Regions from separate parts of the Homo sapiens genome. Here region 2 is linked to region 1. The links are chromatin contacts, found by Hi-C or POLR2A ChIA-PET in ENCODE. All regions are on one chromosome and are shown on one strand. Each heading gives the region's core, a stretch centred on a gene start or an enhancer-like site at or near the end of the contact. The rest is flanking DNA. Distances are from core to core; before and after follow the strand shown.

Evidence for each region. A loop is a pair of places that touch in the nucleus more often than their neighbours do. ChIA-PET counts read pairs that join two places held with the same protein, here RNA polymerase II (POLR2A).
Region 2: a map of OCI-LY7 shows a loop between it and region 1 (2.9-fold over the local background). The contact joins two enhancer-like sites. A Hi-C loop is called at or near these places in 3 of 168 maps with a recorded cell type or tissue (GM23248, OCI-LY7 and ectodermal cell). POLR2A ChIA-PET finds 5 or more read pairs at or near these places in 2 of 52 experiments (H1 and K562).

Annotation. Positions count from the first base shown.
Region 1 is chr21:42,566,195-42,572,538 of GRCh38, forward strand. SLC37A1 (solute carrier family 37 member 1) reads left to right here. Exons shown (of 20, transcript NM_001320537.2): 16 at 791-864; 17 at 2,166-2,244. Among named protein-coding and RNA genes, the nearest start is that of LINC01671, 46 kb to the right of the region's middle. RefSeq lists enhancers at 1-418, 5,528-6,271. Within about 2 kb of position 4,713, at least 2 of the 41 ENCODE cell types and tissues checked have a DNase peak (open chromatin) inside an H3K27ac peak, as active enhancers do.
Region 2 is chr21:42,636,651-42,642,837 of GRCh38, forward strand. No RefSeq gene overlaps it. Among named protein-coding and RNA genes, the nearest start is that of PDE9A, 14 kb to the right of the region's middle. RefSeq lists an enhancer at 747-1,643. Within about 2 kb of position 4,066, at least 4 of the 41 ENCODE cell types and tissues checked have a DNase peak (open chromatin) inside an H3K27ac peak, as active enhancers do.

The sequences.
Region 1 (6,344 bases), core at 3,463-5,962:
GGGCTGGCGGGGCTGCAGCAGCCTGCGACCTGCCACCTGCACCCTGCACCCCTGGTGGTGAGAGCAGCTCAGGCTGGCTCTTGGGCCACGTCAGGTAGCCAGGAACCTGGCGGTGTGACCTGAACAGGGTCCGGCCAGGAGCCAGGGCAGGTGGCCCCCCAGCCACCTCCTCCCAGCTTTGTCAGCTGCCCCTCCAGGAGCGGTTGCGTAACCTTGGAGGACTATTTTGAACACCCTGCAGGCAGCGCTATCAAACTATGCCTCCAGCACTTAGAAGTATGCTTTCTGTCCTAATGAGCCAGCAGTGGGGATGTGTGGTCCCCTTAAATGTTATCCAGAAGGCAGCTTGCCCACAGGAGAGGAAGCGGAATTTCCTGTGACCCCCCCTCAGGCCAGAAGCTTCCTCACCTGAGTGTGAGCCTAGAGGAGAGTTTAGGAAATGACCTGGTCCGGAGAGAGGGTGGGGGTCTGCCCTCAGCGAGCACCACAGCAGCTGTGGGTGAGGAGAGGAAGGCCTTTCTGCTGCAGATGAAGCAGGGGTCAGCCCAGGCCCAGGGTCCGGCCTGTGATCGCTCCCTCATGGTGGCAGCTGCTGCCCTTCGAGGGTGGATGAGCCTGAGTCTTAGGGAGGGTATGATTTGCTTTAGCTCCTCACTAGACAAGTTTAGAGGAAGCTGTTTCTGCTGCATCCCCTCCCTGTGCTCCCCAGGCGCCCACCTCAGGCTGCTCCTATGCATGCGGGGCTCTCTGGAGGGCACATTTCCATTCTTTGCCCCTCTGCCTCCCACAGCCATGCTGCTGCTCAGCGGAGCCCTGGTCAGTGGGCCCTACACACTCATCACCACCGCCGTCTCCGCCGACCTGGTGAGTAGAACCGGGAGAGACACCAGCCCTGTGGGCACCCTGCCATGTGCCATTCATGACAAAAGTGGCCTCCATTACTGTTAGTAAAACTGCATTTGCAGAAGCACGTTTTTGGCAGCTCACCTACACCTGTGGTCTCCAGCCTTCCCGCACCTGCCCCGCTGCTCACCCTTCTCCTAAAATCATGGGCAGGTTGGTGCAAAACTCACCGTTCAGCACAACAAAAGGCTCTTGGGCGCCATCCTCATGACTCAGGCGCCTTTTCAATCCAAGGGGGCAGGGGAGAGGTCCTGTCCTGGACGCCTCTGCAGAGAGAGAGGGGCCACGAAGAGGCGCTGGGGGATTCGGCCCTTCTCATCCAGGTACCATGCCCTGCCTTGGTCACCTTTGTATTGGACGTGTCCTGAAACTGCCTGAGTGTGCGTGAGCATGCAGACTTGTGTCTACATGGGCATGGAAAATTCTGGAAGGATCCACATCAGACCATTAGCAATGGTCAGCCTTCACGGGGTAGAGGCAGAGGAGAGACTTTCACTTATTTTTTAGACTTCAAAATACGTAGGTTCTGGATGATTTTCATATTGTGTGTTCTTTATTTTATATACATATTACGTGCATATACAAGCATTTATTTTTTTGAACGCTGGTTCATTTTTATAGTTTTAGGCTTCTAGGCACTGTTTCCCCTGATCTTTTTCCCCTCCTATTGTCCTCATTTTGGCTTTTTTCCCATTGTCTATGCAACATTTTCAAAACCAGAGCTCCTGGCGGCTGCTCACCGAGGACCTGCGCCAGCCTTGGTTTCTCAGCTCTCCCCTCCTCCCTTCTTCCCCTGGCGTTTGCTATTGATCAGGTTGAATTTTAGGTCCTGCAGAGACATCTGACAGGGGTCCCAGGAAGGCCCTGGCTGTCGAGGAATCCAGCAGACACGTGGATGTGTCTGGGAAGGAAGGCCGGCGCAGCTCAGGGCAGGGGCGCGCGTTGCGCACCTTCACGCCTCTCACGCTGGCTGCTCTGGGGCCTCAGGGAGGAGCAGGACTGTGCGGAACAAACGTTTTTTATTTGAAGAGAATCCTAAGAGTTCTTGTAACTAGAACCAAGCATTTCTGATGACTTTTGACTCTTAAAAACCCTTGAAGTTTTAACTCTCCAAGGCAAGCTTGGGGTGGAGTTTAAATAATGGGAAACACCCTCACGATGAGTTGTTTTGCAGAGCAGTTTGAGTAAATGGTCATACAGAGGCTTAGGTTTACTTCTCATGCTGTGGCGATAACTGCACGTCTGTTTTTCCTCTCTTCTAGGGGACTCATAAAAGTCTGAAAGGCAACGCGCACGCCCTCTCCACCGTGACGGCCATCATTGACGGGACGGGCTCTGTAGGTGCGCAGAGAGTTTTAGCTCTGGGAGGTTTGGTGTCTTAGGGGAAATCACATTGTCACATGCTCGTGAACAGGTACCCAGGGTTCCAACTGCATCTATAACATTGGGTGGGCCGGCTTCTTACTATACGAGCAGATGAGCAGGGGACATCGGCACACAGAGATGGTCACGCATGCCTGGGTGGCTTCAGAGAGACGGGCGTGTGACTAGCTGTGCGTGTCCAGGTTTTCACCCGAGGCAGTGGTTGGCAAACTACAGCCCGTGGGCTAACTCAGGTCCACTCATTATTTATCGCCTTCATCTCAAGAAAGGCAGAATCTTATTTAAATTACAGAAAAACCAATTGGTCCAAAATCATACAGGGTTCTGAGTGTTACCAGCATCGTCGAAGCTCTTGAAGAGAATTCAGTGGCATATTCTGGAATTTAAAAAGGTGGCAGAATAAGCAAGCCATCCCCTTAGGGAGCAGGCAGGTGGAGCTGGCAGAGTGCCAGTCTCCTCGCCCATGTGCAGCCTGACGGCACGGCTGTGGCCTTCCCTGAGCCCTTGTATGGGGAGCACGCACAGTGGCTGCACCTGCCAGGCGAAAATCAGGAGTTGCCACACCTGCCAGGTGAAGATCAGGAGGGTCCTTCCTACATGGGGGACGTTATGGGGGGCTGCCTGGTGTGGCTGTCACAGCTAATAAGGAGGACCTGGGGTGCCAACCTGTGTGTCACTTGCTGCGTGGGGGTCTCCAGTAAAGCCGAGTGTTTGGTAGATGAAGGTGGCTCGGTAGACCCAGGTCAGCCAGAACCTGGTGCTGGAGCCTTCCCACTGGCTCGTGCAGGGAGCTGATGTTGTTCTTGGCTGCCCCTGGCCTTGGTGCCAGCAGGCTGGAAACATCACAGCACGTTTCTGGGTGCCCACTGCTGTCTCAGTGATGCAGAATGCAAAGCCCTCCCGCCACATGGCCTCCCTGCTGCTCCTCCGAAGGCCAGGCTGGCCCCCGTGCGGGCTCTTTGCTCTGGTCACACCCCGTGCCTGGGAAGGTCCCCACAGGTGACCTCGTGCCGCACTCCCTCGTGCCGCACTCCCTCGTGCCGCACTCCCTCGTGCCGCACTCCCTCGTGCCGCACTCCCTCGTGCCTTGAGTCTTTGCCCAGATATCATCCTCTCAGCAAGACTTCCTGGGACCACCCTGCTGAGAACGCGTGAACCCTTCCGACTCGGCCTCCAGGCCCCTCTCCCGGGTCTGTTCTCTGGAGCGCTCTCCCCATCCGCAGTGGGATTCGGTGCACTCCTCTGTTTTGTCTCCTCTGTCTCCTGCCACTGGAACGGAAGCTCCAGGAGGACGGGATTTGCCTGATTCTTTGCTGTATCCCAGTGAACTGAATGAGCTGCTCCCAGACAGTTAGAATCGCAGCCGGGGCCCAGGCGGCTGACTGCACAGTGAGGAGCCAGGCCGGACAGGCCCCAGGCGCCCCCGCCCAGCCCTGGGTGGCGGGAACCCCAGCTCCACGCTGCTGCTGCTGCGTTTCCTTGTTCTGCGTTTCCTTGTTCTGGCCTTGTTCTGAGAAGCGGCGGGCAGGGTGGCCGTTGCCATGTGACACACGGCCTGATTCTGAGAAGCGGCGGGCAGGGTGGCCGTTGCCATGTCATGCGACACACGGCCTGGTTCTGAGAAGTGGTGGGCAGGGTGGCTGTTGCCATGTGACACACGGCCTGGTTCTGAGAAGCGGCGGGCAGGGTGGCCATTGCCATGTGACACATGGCCTGGTTCTGAGAAGCGGCAGGCAGGGTGGCCGTTGCCATGTCATGTGACACACGGCCTGGTTCTGAGAAGCGGCAGGCAGGGTGGCCGTTGTCATGCGACACACGGCCTGGTTCTGAGAAGTGGTGGGCAGGGTGGCTGTTGCTCAGAAAGCCACACTTTGGCTTTTGCTGTTCACCAAAGTGAGACCAGACCAGCCTCGTCTCTGCCCTTCATGTTGGTTCCTTCCTTTCACTGGATCCAGAGGGGCTTTGAGTGTATTGGGTGGCGGCAGTAGTCACCCCTCTGATCTTCTGTCTTGGGCATCTCAGTAGGAAGTCGGGGGACTGCGGGGCTGAGCTCAGTTCTGGTTGACGTTGTGACTGCGTGGCCTTCTCTTGGCCTTGTGCCTCAGTGGACTGCAGTCTGCAATTCGGTCTGACTCTGCTGTGAAACCCTGTTCTTAAAGCTAACTTGGCGCTCTACTGGCAACCCCGATTGCTGTTTTAAAAGCAGAGGATCAGCATAAAAAAAGAGAAGGAAATCATGAACTAGGTGAAAAAACACATTTTTCTTCATATTCTCAAAATGAGAGGGAAGCAGAAGTCTGTGGCTAAGGGTGGAGACCCTGCGTCTGTGAACAGAGGCCACTGCCCACCACTGCCCCCAAGCAGGTGGAGGGAGGCACAGTTCTGAATGCCTTTGGCCCCTCACAAGGAAGGTGGCACACACACCGGACCCCCTCTGGCCTTCTGTTAACCTGCACCAAGTCCTGACTGTCCGCGGAGCTGCCGCGCCCACCTTGATGGCTGCTGCGTTACACCAGAGGCAGGACCAGGACCTGACTCCTCCAGGCTCCACTGCCCATCAGTGCCTGCTGCCTGCTCAGTGAATGGTCACCATGGAAACGGCGCTCAGGCCTACCCACCCCCACCACCACGCCTTGGTCATTGTTCCTTCCATGAGTGAGTGCTGCCCAGCAAGACAAAGTACAGGCTCCAGTGGGAAGGCCACCATGTCAGCCAAGTCCCTTCCCGAAGGAGGTGCCCGCATGCTTATTCAGTGTCACTGTCCACTCCTTGGCAGTGACTCGGGTGGAGGCGAAACATGACTAATCGTAAATCACCCCTGCCTTCTCCCAAGTGCCACACGGTTTGTTGACACGGTGTGCGCCTGGGGCGTTCACAGTGCTTAGAATCGCAGAGGTTGCCGTTTCTGTACATTTCATGCAGAGCAATTAAATAGGGCACTGCATTTTTCTTCAAGTTAATTTTTATTTATTAAAGTAAAACATAATGTACCTTAGAAGCTAGACAGTCCTACAAGCTTATTATGTTGTACAGCGGCGTTCCGTCCCCCTCCCCAGCCCTCTCTTTCTAGAGGCAGCCAATTTCAGCTGCCTCTCTCTGCTTACCTACGTATTTCCATGTTTCTTGGTTCATCATCTGAACGTCATCAGCTGTGCTCCTCTTACGGAAGAGGGGACCTGGCTCCCTTCCACCCCGACATTGCCCACCCCTCCTCCTCCTCAGTTATACCAGCCATGCTTCTGCCCTTCACTTTCCAGCCAAGAAACAAACTTTAATTATGCACCCTCAATAGATACATCTTGTTTTTTCCCGGGTAAGTAAACATCTCTTTTCCTCTTTTTCACATTTCCGACAAAGTTCTTCCTTCCCTGCACCGTGGTCGCCATCCTGCCCTGCCCCACCCCTTTCACGCCATCAGCCTCACTCCGCCCACTGCGCGGCTTGGCCCCAGAGCACCTGTCACCACGGTGCTGGGAGTCCCCCTCCTCTCTTGCCTGCGACACAGCCCTAGCAGTCTAGACCCCTGTTTACCACTCCTGTGGTGGAAACTGGCTCCTAGCAGCTTCCTGAGTTAGGGGAGGTGGGTTCTGCAAGCTTACAAGTGCGTGATGGCTGGATTCTGCTCTCGCCTGAGGCAATGTGGACGTGGAAACACCTTCTCTTCAGAACCCCCGTCTTCCAGCCTCCATTGCTGTCACTGACACGTTCACAGACATTCTGACCCCAGCCCTTGCTTTCTGACCTTCTCTTTTTTCTCTTAGATCTCCAGGTTCCCTTCCTTACCCCGGGAGCCTTTCTTCATCCACCGTCCTGGGGCACCTGGTGGCACCTTCAGTCTGGAAACACCTGCCCTTCACTTTAGGGGAATTGGGCCCCTGTTCGTTTGATAAGTTTTCCTACCATTTTCTGATTTGTTTTTTCTTTCTGGAAAATGTATTAGTCAGATGTAGGCTTTTCTGGATTAATCCTTCAACTTTCCTTTCTTTCTTTCCCTTCCTGCCTGTCTCCCTGTTCTTTCTTACACTTTCTCAGGGAGATTCTTGACTGTATTTTCCAAC
Region 2 (6,187 bases), core at 2,816-5,315, 70 kb after region 1:
ATAAATTCCCAACGGTGAGTAGCTTTTCCACTGAAGCAAATGGTTGTTTTCATGTTCTGTAACACTAATACTGTAACAATGTACTATTGTGTAATATATTAATTACAGCCTGCAAGCATCATAACTCAGCTGAAGAAGCCTTGCGTAATTTTCCAAAGACGTTTTTGCCTTTTCAGTTTTGTGCCATTTCATACACCGTTGTCTTTTCTTTTCTAAAGCACAAGGCCAGCGTATTAAACCAACCTGTCAAGAAGGACAAATAATGGCATTTATTGTGAGCATGGGTTGGTATCATTTTTTACCATGCAGCCCATGCACATAATTACATCAGGCCCATGTGCCTGATCACAGCATCTCTTAAAAGGATCAATCTAAGTTGCAAAATAAGACAAAGGAATATTTCTAAAGTATTAAAGGACTATGCATTTTCTTAAGCCACAATTATGAGATTTTCAAGGAGTAAGCCTCGGAGGCTGTATGTGTTTTGTAGGTGGGATTAGTTTAATCAGCCTCAGCCAGAATAAGACACTCGTGTCCAGTTCCCACTGGTGCTAAACCAGCTCGTGCATGGTATTCCACAGCACACACACGGGCACACACAGACATATACACATGCACACACACTTACACATGCACACGCATGCACACACACAAATATACACATGCACACATGCACGAACACACATGCACACACACACGCACACACTCGCAGACACATACACACACATACACACGCACACAGAGACACATACACACATGGACACACGCACGCACATACATGCACACACACGCAGACACATACGCATGCACATGCGCGCATATACACGCATGCACACACACATGCACACACACACACACGCGTGTGCACACACACGAGGAAAGCTGACTCCAGTGACCCACACCTCCTTCTCAGAAGTACCACAGCGCTGAGCTCTGATCTCACTTGCGAATTCTGATAAGAAGCGACATATCCTAGATGGGAAGGGGGCGTGTGACCATGAGGCGACGTAGCGTCTGCGCTGCATGGGAGAGGCGAAGGGAACGCAAGAGGCAGACGGTTTCTTCACCCTTCAGCAATCGGCAAAGGACAGCTCGGGTGTCAACAGACAACTGGTGCTGAGGGTCACATAGCACGAGGACGTCACATGTTCCCTGATGGATCGTGCTGGGCAACTTTTGACCAAAATACCCAGGCCAGCTCCGCTGACTCTCAAGCCTCAGACAGGGGGGCTCCTGGCTACAGCTGCAGCTGACAGTGCAGGACAACCCCAGCCAATAGGGCAGCCTGCCCCCACGCTCACCCGCCCAGCCCCATTGCAGGAGGACAAAGCCAACAGGAAGAGCCTCAGCGCTACCCCAGAGGGAACCCTGTTCCAGGAGCTGACCCGGCACCCAATACTTTAATAATGCACCAGTGTTACCGGCTGGACTTCTGGGGGCCCTAACCAGGCTCCCTCAGTCTGGCTTGGGGACTTTTCAAAGAGGCAGTCACTTTGGACGACAGGCAGAACAAGGTGCCTTTCAACATTGTGCTTGCGAGTTCCGTTTTAACCCTGGGCTTCTCGTCAGGAGGCTCACAGCTTAACTCAAAATTAACGCATGGTCTTCTTCCAGCCCATGGAGGGTCTCTGTTCTTTTCACGCCCTCTCTGGGTTAAAGATTCTCTGGCTTGTCTGACAGCCCCTTCCAGTGTCTTTATATGTTTTCTCACAGCCTTTGCTGGCTTGTGGAGCTGGGCACACTCCTCGCCTCCCACACGTGAAAACATCCTTCCTATCATCTGAGCCTCGAAGCAGACCCGCGGCGTGCAGCCTGGGCTGAGAGGAGGAAATGAGCAGCTCTCCGGGCCCCTTATGGAACATTCTGCAGAGGAGTGGCTCAATTGTCCATGAATTTCATGGCTGAAGTTTAGCTCCTCAAACACTGCTGGGGCTCAGCCTCCTGGTCGGGGAGGAGGGACTGTTCTGCAGCCACGGCCTTGGAGCCGGGAACAGGGTCCCACCCGGACTCCCTAAATGGAAGCAGTCACATCCGATGTGCCCCTCCCCCACCCTCCCTCGCCGCCACATTCAGGTGGCTAGGTCCTGTGCGCCCATCCCCCGGCTGGCTGGCTCTCCAAACTTCCATGCACATGAACGTTGGAACCACACAATTCAGCACCGCATGGCAGGTGGCTTGGTCAGCTTCTTCACTGCTGGGGGGGAGGTAACACATGAGCAAGAGGAGGCTGGGGTGGTCCATGTGGCAATGGATTAGAATTGAAGGGACCAATAGGAGCTCACATCTGACTTAATATACACACAGAGGCTGGGCACAGCGGCTCACACCTGTAATCTCAGCACTTTGGGAGGCTGAGGTGGGCGGATCATGAGGTCAGGAGTTCGAGACCAGCCTGACCAACATGGTGAAACCCCCGTCTCTTCTAAAAATACAAAAATTAGCCTGGCGTGGTGGCATGCGCCTGTAATCCCAGCTACTCAGGAGGCTGAGGCAGGAGAATTTCTTGAGTCGGGGACGCAGAGGTGGCAGTGAGCCGAGATTGTGCCACTGCAGTCTAGCCTGGGCGACAGAGCGAGACTCCGTCTCAAAAAATAATATATACATACACACACAGAGTGTGTATATATATATATACATACATACACACACACACACACGGAGGCCATATGTGGAATTGGTTATGGATATGTGTACATACCCATGTCAGTGTACACGCAATGCTTTCTTGCTCTGTCAGCCGAGAGGGCCTAGAAGCAGGGACACCCAGTAGCAACAAGCACACCTAGCACCCAGGCCTTGGTTTCTAATACCCTCTCCAGGAATAGGAACCTGGGCTCCTTGGAGAAATGGCTGATTCTACAATTGGGGCAGGAAATATACAAGATGAGCCTGGAATGCCCTGTAAGTGCCAGAATAAAAAGAAGTGCTCAAAAACACAGGAAGGAAAACAGGCTCACTTATGGGGTGTGTCACAGGGCCACAGGATCCAACCGAAGGAGCTCCCAATGGCCAATGCTGGAACACTGGGAGCAACATTTAGTAAAGTTGTATGGAATTGTAGCCCACAGTATGAGTCCATACAGAATAAACAAAAATGGTGGAAGAGACAAATACGTGGGGGAGAAGAAACAAATGTCCCATGCCAGATTCCAAATGACGTGGGCAGACGCCCCCTCGAGGAGGTGCTGTGGACCCCCCACCCTAAGCGTGGGCTGTGCACAGTGACTCCCTTCCAGAGCACACGGCCTGGAGATAGGGAGAGAGAGGGTGACCTTACAGTGGGGAAGCCTGACTCACAGCACCTCAGCCAGGTGGCCAAGGTCAACGTCAACAGGAAGGACTCCTTTGGAAGTGTGTGCCTTTGACATGATTTGGCCACAATCGCCCTGCTCCTTTGTGGTCTTCCCCCTCAAACACCCTTAACCCCAGTCTAATCAGGAGAAAAACATCAGGAAGATACTAACTAAGGGACAGTCTACAAGGTACCTGACTAGGCTTCCTCAACACTGTCAAGATCATCAAAAGCAAGGAAAGGCCAGGAAATCGCTACAGCCAAAGGGAGCTGAGGACACAGAACGACTAAATGTCATGTGGGGTCCTGGATGGGATCCTGGGACAGAGAAAGGACATGTTTAACAAAAAGGAAATCTGAATAAACATGGACTTCAGTTAATAATAAAGTATCAGTATTGGTTCATTTATTTTAACAAGTGTAACTTCCTGAAGGAAGGTGGTAAAACTGGGGTAGGGTCTATGGGAACTCCATGCACTATCCTTGCAAGTTTTCTGTAGATCTAAAATAGTTCTAAAATAAAAATTTGATTTTAAAAATATAATTAGTGAATTAAACCTGCCACTCCTGGGTATTACTGCTTAGAGGGGACCCCACCATAGCACTCAGGGCACCCAGTCCCCCCACTGAAATGGCTCACCGGGGGCCCAGCTCTGCCCTCAGGGTTCTCTCCAGAACATTTCTCATGAAGTTTTCGGGAAGTTACTCTCTTTCTACCAAGGTTATGAGGCTGGTAGGGTGTGAGCTCTGGGCAGCCAGCCAACCCTGATACTGGCCATACGGGAGGGGAAGGCCTTTGGGGGAGGGGAGGGGAGAGAGGGAAATTGAGTCCCTGATTCTACTTGGCGTCTAAAGCCAGATCAATCTCTGGACTATTTAGTTATGAGTCAAAACATAGCCTTTGCTTAAGTTTATTTGACCTGAGCTTCCTTCTTCTGTAGCTGAAAGCATTCTCACACACCTGAGATACGAGCAAGATTTGCTAGTCCTGTGTTTTAGACAGGAAAAGAAAAAAGCTTTGGAGAGCCATGTATGGTGTCATCCAATAATGAACTGAAATTTGTATTGGGCACCTCATCAGTGAAAAGCTCAAATCTGTTTGTTTCTGAAGCACCGGGCTTCCCTGTGCACAGTGGCCAAAGCTCCTTGTTCTTTGTTTATTAGGATGGTTGAGGACCGGCTTGCCTTAAAATAACTAACGTTTTGCTGGTGGGCTATTAGATTTGCTCCTACCACTGTGCTTTGAAAGGGAGTTTATCTGAAAGCAGCAATGGCCACGACCGCCCGCCCCCCGCCCCCCCCCCCGCCGTCCACCGATGTGTTTCAGAAGCACAGTCACAGAGCTACTCCCGAACAAATGTCAAATAAATGTAGACTGTGGTTGCCAGGAAGACAGCCTTGGAACGGTGCTCGTTCTGTGCCCACAGGGCAGCCCAGTGCATGCTTTGGCTGTGGGGTGAGCAGGACCCATGAAGGCTGCAAGGAATGACACGGGGGGAGGGCGCTCCAGGCCTCTGCAATTCTTCGGAGATTTCAGCTGCCCCCGGAGGATCCTCCTCCCAACAGCCAGATGCCTGACGTGGAATTAGCTCCAGAAATGGTTGCAATTCCCCTGATAGGGAGAGAAATTTTCTCTAGAGTGCTCGACTCACTCTAAAGGGGCCTCTTCAGCAATTCGTAAACCTACGCTCCTGAGGGGGAAAGAAACTGCAACTGCCATGGCAACGGTGATCTAGTGCTTGTTCCACAGAATGCGGACCTCACAGGGCCACCGCAAAGCAGCCCAGATTCTATTCATATGTTAGAAAGCAGGAAAGGAGGCAGGGAGAAGAGAGCAAAGGCAGGATAACAGCATCGTTTGTGTGGGCGAAATGCTCTCCACACTTTATACCAGATCGTCCCTGCCAGGGTCCTACTGCTCCATTTTACAGAGAAGAAAACTGAGGCACGGGAAGGCTAAGGGGTGTATCCAGTGTCCCCAGCAGGTAAGAGCTGGATTCAGACCCCAGGGCTGGCTGGCACAGCCACCCCGCAGACCTCTCTGTGCACCTGCACCTAAGTCGGCTCCACTCACTCCATGCCTTTGCCACCTCCAGTGGCTTCTGTCATGCCTAGAACAGAACCCCAATCCGGAGAAAACTGACCCACTGTGGTCCCTGGCTGCTTCTTTCCACCATCTCCCTGCCCAGCACCCGCTGCCTCTGGCCTTCCCTTCCAGAGTCTCCTCCTCGTTCACTTGACTCACCTCTCTGCTCAAATGTCATCTCCACGATGCGTGCCCGGACCACAATATCTAAACCAGCAGCTCCAGGAATTCTCTATCCCCTTTCTCAGCTTTGTTTTTTTCCTTTAGAGCTCTTATCTCTGCCCTGACATTAGACATCTATCAATTGTTTATGGTCTATCTCCCCACCAAAATATAAGTCCCAGGTTGGTAGAGCTCTGCTTGTCTTATTTACTGATGGAGCTTTTTGCACACCTCTTTTGGAGATAGCATTTGTCATGTCCTGCGGCTGTGCAGGGTTGGGTGGCCGGGGGCTAGGGTATTTTCTCTCATTTACATACCTCCCTCCTCTGTCTGCCAGTAAACTCCTCGGAGCTAAGGCCCAGCTGCATGTAGCCCCAACTCCTGCTCCCGACTCCCAGCTTCGGAGCCAATGCCTCACCCTGATCCAGACTCACTGAAGGTTTTTGCTATTGTCTGAATTTGGGTGGGGCCCAGGGGCTGGAAGACCCCTCATTCAGCTTGGCCTTGGTGGAATCCTGGCCAGGCACAGGTCGTCTCCTCCTCATGCTTCCTCGCCTTGGCAAATCCTTGAGATTTCCCCGTCTCCCACCTTATGTAATTTTTCAGTAGACACTTCTTCGAAACACTGCAGCCTCTCCTGGTCTAAA